Regions from separate parts of the Homo sapiens genome. Here region 1 is linked to region 2. Evidence: chromatin contacts called from ENCODE Hi-C or POLR2A ChIA-PET data. All regions are on one chromosome and are shown on one strand. Each heading gives the region's core, a stretch centred on a gene start or an enhancer-like site at or near the end of the contact. The rest is flanking DNA. Distances are from core to core; before and after follow the strand shown. Region 1 has its middle 14 kb from the start of HENMT1. Region 2 overlaps VAV3 (vav guanine nucleotide exchange factor 3).

What was found. A loop is a pair of places that touch in the nucleus more often than their neighbours do. ChIA-PET counts read pairs that join two places held with the same protein, here RNA polymerase II (POLR2A). Pooled maps may share reads with other maps.
Region 1: a loop to region 2 is called in a pooled map, with 12 times the contacts of the local background. The contact joins two enhancer-like sites. A Hi-C loop is called at or near these places in 6 of 50 pooled maps. POLR2A ChIA-PET finds 5 or more read pairs at or near these places in 2 of 52 experiments (CD4-positive, alpha-beta T cell and activated CD4-positive, alpha-beta memory T cell).

What each region holds. Positions count from the first base shown.
Region 1 is chr1:108,645,130-108,648,159 of GRCh38, forward strand. No RefSeq gene overlaps it. Among named protein-coding and RNA genes, the nearest start is that of HENMT1, 14 kb to the right of the region's middle. Within about 2 kb of position 1,647, at least 27 of the 41 ENCODE cell types and tissues checked have a DNase peak (open chromatin) inside an H3K27ac peak, as active enhancers do.
Region 2 is chr1:107,935,018-107,937,905 of GRCh38, forward strand. All of the region lies in intron 1 of VAV3 (vav guanine nucleotide exchange factor 3), which reads right to left. Among named protein-coding and RNA genes, the nearest start is that of VAV3-AS1, 28 kb to the right of the region's middle. RefSeq lists an enhancer at 1,259-1,795. Within about 2 kb of position 1,559, at least 15 of the 41 ENCODE cell types and tissues checked have a DNase peak (open chromatin) inside an H3K27ac peak, as active enhancers do.

The DNA of each region.
Region 1 (3,030 bases), core at 397-2,896, 710 kb after region 2:
TCTTGGCACCCAAACTCTAGTTGAAGAAATTGCCTTTATTTGGAGTTCTCCCTTGATAACCGCTGGCAGAACTGAGGGCTGAGAACACTTGAAGGGAGCTGAACTGCTGGGCGTGCCGTGGGGCAGCAGGTTGGCAGTCACAGGAAAGGAGGGGAGGGGGTGGGGCAAGCGAGGGCAGCTGGGGAAGGTGAGCTGGGAGCTGCTGCCAGATGAGAAGGAGGGTAAGGTGGGATGTGTTTGAGGAGCCTCGGAGCAGCATAGAAGGGGCTGAGATTCACATCTCAGTTGTATGGAACTGAACTTGAAGGCAGGCAGTGCTGTGATAACGTAAGCTTTTAGGAAATCATAGAAGTCTCAGAGTTTTGGAGTTACCCAGACTATGGAAATAGGAGTTGGAGGCAAATTATATTCAGATCTCAAGGGCCAGGGAGGTTTCAATACCTGGTAGTGCAGATTTCGTATCTAGTCTGGGAGGTGGGCAGTGGCAGTGAGAACCTTCTCTCAAAGAAGACTGCAGATTAAACTCTGTCTCCTGCTCAGCGCACTTGTTTTCACATTGTCTGTGGTGGCTTTGACTCAAGCAGAGTTGAATAGTTGTGATAGAGACTGGATCACCTGCAAAGATTTACTGTCTAGCCCCAAAAGCACGTCTGGCAACCCCTGACCTCAAGTATTAATGAGCCTTTCAGTGTGCAAAGAAAGGCCTGTATCCAGGTTGGGGGAAAGACAAACTTCTCAAGAAGAACGTAGGTACAGAAGCCGCAGAGAGAGCGGGAAGGCCATGGGGAAGAGCAGCTCCAGCCCCCATGGCAGTCATGAGCACTTAAAATGTTTCCACATGGGGGCTCCAGTGATTAGGCTCGAACAAAGTTAACTGATTAACTTTCAAGAAAGATCAGAGAAACGGCTGGTCTTGGCTAGAAACCTTGGCTCTACCACAGAAGAGCAATGATGAGAAGGGAACTCTAGAGTGAAAACTGCAGAGGCCTAGAAAGGTGAGGACGGACAGAGGGCCTTTGAGAGCAGGAATAGGGTGGGGCTACAAATCTCTTGTTCATGTGCACCTTTGAGCATTCATGGGGGAAGTCTGATAGCAGTATTAGAAATTCAAGGAAAAAACAGCTGGTTTACCAATGTAATGTGATTAAAAGACGGTTCTCATCAGAATCCCTCAATTCTCTCCCCCCTCACCAAATCCCCTTCCCATCTGCTTAATTATTAACCCTTGGAAACTCAGCTTGAGAATTACTCCCCCCAGCCCTCTCCCAGGCACCAACTCTGCATCTCCATAGCCCCCATTCCAGACCGCTCAGGATGTCCTAGCTGTGGCACAGATGGTTATTTGCCAGTGTTCCTTCTCCCCTTGTTCCTTGGCAGACCAAGTGGACACATGACCTCCCAGAATAAAAACTGTATTTCGCAGCTGATACGGTTTGGATCTGTGTCCCCATTCAAATCTCATGTCAAACTGTAATCCCTGATATTGAAGGAGGGGCCTGCTGGGAAGTGATCATGGGGGTGGGTCCTTTGTGAATGGTTTCGCACCATCCCCTTAGTGCTGTTCTCGTGACAGAGTCCGCCCAAGACCTGCTTAAACGTGTTCAGCACCACCCCTCGCTCCGCCTTGCTCCTGTTCCCACCATGTGAGATGCCTCGCCCCGCCCCAACCCTTTGCCTTCTGCCATTACTGGAAGTTTCCTGAGGCCTCCCCAGAAGCAGAAGCTGCTATGCTTCCTGTACACTCTGTGGAACCATGAGCCAATAAACCTCTTTATTACCCAGTCTCTGCTATTTCTTTACAGCAATGCAAGAACAGACTAATATATCAGCTTCCCTTTGTGTGGCCTGAAGACCACATTCTGATCAACAGGAAGTAAGCAGTCGTGTTGCGTAACAACCCACAGCAAGCTTTACCAGACAGCTTGTGTGTGCCCTTTGTCCCTTCTCTTCTTTCTGCTGTTTCAGAATATGAAAGTAGTAGCCAGAGCTCAAATCTCTCTCTCTGTCCCTGGATGGCATACTAAGTAGCCACAACATGCAAGATGGACGTCTGGGTCCCAAAAGTGGCAGAGCTCCCATGCCTGGGGCTTACCTCTGGACTCCTGTGCCTAAGAAATGCCTCTCATTTAAACTACTGTTTTCCCCCATGAGGTGAAGCTATGTTTCTTTCTCCCATTAGTACTACCACCCCAATTCCAACCAGAGAAGTACTACCACCCCAATTCCATCCTCAGAAGAGGGTGCTCAAAAAACAATCCCAGCACTTTGGGAAGCTGAGGCAGGAGGACCACTTGAGCCCAGAAGTTCAAGACCAGTCTGGGCAACATAGTGAGACCCTATCTCTACAAATTTTTAATTAGCTGGGCATGGTGGTACATGCCAGTAGTTCAAGCTACTGGTGGGGAGGAGGTGAGGTGGGAGGATTATTTTAGCCCAGAGGCTGAGGCTACAATGAGCCATGATTGTGCCACTGCACTCCAGCCTGGGTAACAGAACAAGACCCTGTCTCAAAAAAACAACAACAACAACAACAAAACATGGACAGCAATTACATCATGAAGAGGCTTCTATGCCCTCCAACCACCTGCATTCCTGTTTTATTGATGTTCTAGGCTAAATATTACACAGGTTAGAATTTGGCATTAAGGAGATAGAGAATCCCAGAAAAATTTTAAAGCTACTCTTACCCCAAAGAAAAGGTTTTGAACACTATATTTGATAACTTTCTCTTAAATTTTTAATATCACAATTGATATGGTTTGTATTTCTGTCCTTGCCCAAATCTCATGTCAAATTGTAATCCCCAATATTGGAGGAGGGGGCTGGTGGGAGGTGATTGGGTTATGAGGGCGGATTTCCCCCTTGCTATTCTTGTTATTAAACCTGGTTGTTTAAAAGTGTGTAGACCTCCCCAAGCTCTCTTCCTCCGGCTCTAGCTATATAAGACGTGCCTGCTTCCCCTTCGCCTTCCACCAAGACTGTAAGTTTCCTGAGGCCTCCCCAGCTTCCTGCATGCTTCCTGTGCAGCCT
Region 2 (2,888 bases), core at 309-2,808:
TATATTCACCTCCCACAGATTACGCGAACTGATGGGGCAAGTTTCCGGTTGGCAAACATTCATATCAGCCAATTTGCCAATGAGAACAATTGGCAGTGTTCTACTTTCAACATAAATTCCTAAGGTCTTCTCCATTTGGGGGCAATTACAGCTGTAAGATTACAGTTTCCTACAGTTCTCCAAAGCAAAGCAGTTGCTTCTAATTATTCCTTCATTTTAAAGCAATTAAGCCAAATGTTATTTGATTTCATTCAAGTGAATAAATATTGAGTTCTTCCTAAGATAAACCTCTAGAAAGCCAGAGTTTACACTGCCAGTCAGCAAATAAAATTCACAGTGATAAGGTATATCAAAGAAGTAAATATATAATTCTCCAGGAAGAAAGGAGCAGCAGCACCTACTGCACAGAGACCACAGGGTCTACTCTCTCCTACAGTGTTACGAGCACTGAAATGTTCAGTGGTTGGAGAAAATGAAAAGCCAGGTCTGACAAATACACAAATTTGGTCCTCAGTCCCTAAAATTAGAAATAAGTTTCCCCATCAGAATGAGGATGAACATTTCATTCACTCACTTACTCATTGCAGTTACAGAAATGAGTAAGAAACCATCCGTGACCTGAATAAGTTCACAGCAAGGTAGGCAGAGGCAAAGGGACAATAGGGTGCAGTGGTGTGCACCATGACAAAGGGGAAGTGCTAGGGAGGCACACAGGAGAGGCACCAAAAACAGACAGGCCAACCAAGGCCATTACCTATGCTGTATTTTGCAGAGAAATAGGAGTTAACCAGCAAAGGGAAAGGTGTTCCTATTACAATGACAAGGAGATGAAAGAAACCATGGTATATCAGGTGATGGTCTAATGGAAGGGAGATAAGGCTCTGAACTACACCGATGACAGAGGCACACAGACATCAAAGAGGTGAAAATACCCCATCAGTTGAAGAATTTTGCTTTTCAGTGTGTGAGAGATGAGGACACATTTATGCCCCTTTTGGAAACTTTACTGAAATTTTATGATTTGGGGAGAAAAGTAAACGTAGGACATTATTACAGTTCCTAGATTTGATGAACTAATAATTTTTAAAATGTGAATTGAGAAGGGAGAGGAGGGGCTCAAAAATATGAATTGATAGATAAAACATCCTGAAAATACACCCACAATTTTTTTTAGTACTTGGAAAATAAATCTGAAAATAATTTGAATAATCAACAATGACTTAATGCAACATGTAACACTTTTGAATAGTGGAAAACCTCTTACAAATTTGAGGAAAGTGCATTTAGCCAATGAAAAATTCTATATTTAATATATAAATTAGTTGTGCATAGTGTTAGAATTACAATATAACTAGATTAGAACCAAAAAGGTAAATCAGATTCTGGGTCTGATTTTTAGATTATAAACAAGAAATCTAAAATCAAACACTAACAGATTTGTCTTACCGAGTTTTTAAAGATATGACAATCTAGAGAAACAACAGTGACAGTAGACAAAAATTACTGCTGCCCTTTTATTAGCCTTAGTCGGCAACTTCTGTTTTTAATTGTTTTCATTCATTTGCTTAATTGAAACCAAAGCTGGCCAAGTGACTCAAGAATGAGTCACAGCTCCCCTCCTGGAGTAGCCACAAGCCTGACTGTGGCATACTGCATGCACTAAGCCTGAATTTCAAGTTGGAGAAGAATGCATGACAAAATGCCAAGGGCTGCTGACATTGCCAAAGAAGTTGTCAGGACCATAAGGATGTCCTGAGAGTAGAATTCCCTGCACTTCCTTTCCTGGTTGGAATTTATGCACTTATGCCTCATCGCAAACCACAGAAAAGATACACCTGTGTCACGCTGCTCCTTCCCCGACCGATCTTGTGATTTGATACACATCATTCCTTAAAAGGAAGGGACATCTGAGAGGGCACCCCTTTTACTTACTTCTCAATGCTGCCGGTCAGATTTCCAAAGACTACGGGAAATGGGAGGGCCAATGTGACTACTGAGATTGCCACACCTTACACACAGTCAGGCAAAGGATGCCTAGCAAGAGTGACAGTCTAAACATAACACCCTCCACCGCCACCCCAAAAAAACAGCTCCATCATTCACACCATAATCCTGTTTTAACAAATAATGCACATGTGACACAAAACCACAATATTTGGCGATCTGAAAAACATACCAAGAAATAATGTGTGATTATTTAAATTCAAAACACCACCATGACTATTGAGATGTTACTTCTTATAGAGGCAAGGATGAAACCCACGCATGACTAATTGGTCCCTTCCATGCTGACTGTGGAATCCTCCAGCCTTTGCACAATGAATGTGGCTAGTGACTGCAGCAGCTGTAACATCAGCACAAAAGGTTTTCTTCAAACCAAACTTCCATCTCTGCCTGCCAAATACCAGTATGTCATTTCCTTCCTGCTGGACTCCATGGTTTCTGGAGGACAAGAACCATGTAATTCTTAAACTTACACCATTGGTATCCTCTACTATTTGAGATAAGTACAAAACATTCAATGAATGTGTGATGAATGCAAAATGAGCAGGGAATACCTATAACTGCTTCTTGGCTGTTTATGCCCTCACTATCATGTTGACACAATGCTAAAGAAAGTATGCATAATTATCCTAATTACAGTCATTACAGCCAAAAAGCCCTTAAAGTTAATCACAAGGTTTCTAGTGGCACCCTTAAAATAAAATTATAAATTAAAATTCATAAAATTCTAAGACTCTGGTTAAGGCTTGTAGTCCCAATTATTAACACAATATAATGACTGCATTAATATCTATACACTATAGGTAGGCCCCAATTTAAGAAAAATTTTAGAATGTAGTACACTAACATGTCTAGTCCTTAGAATTTAGAATACATTTTTCCAA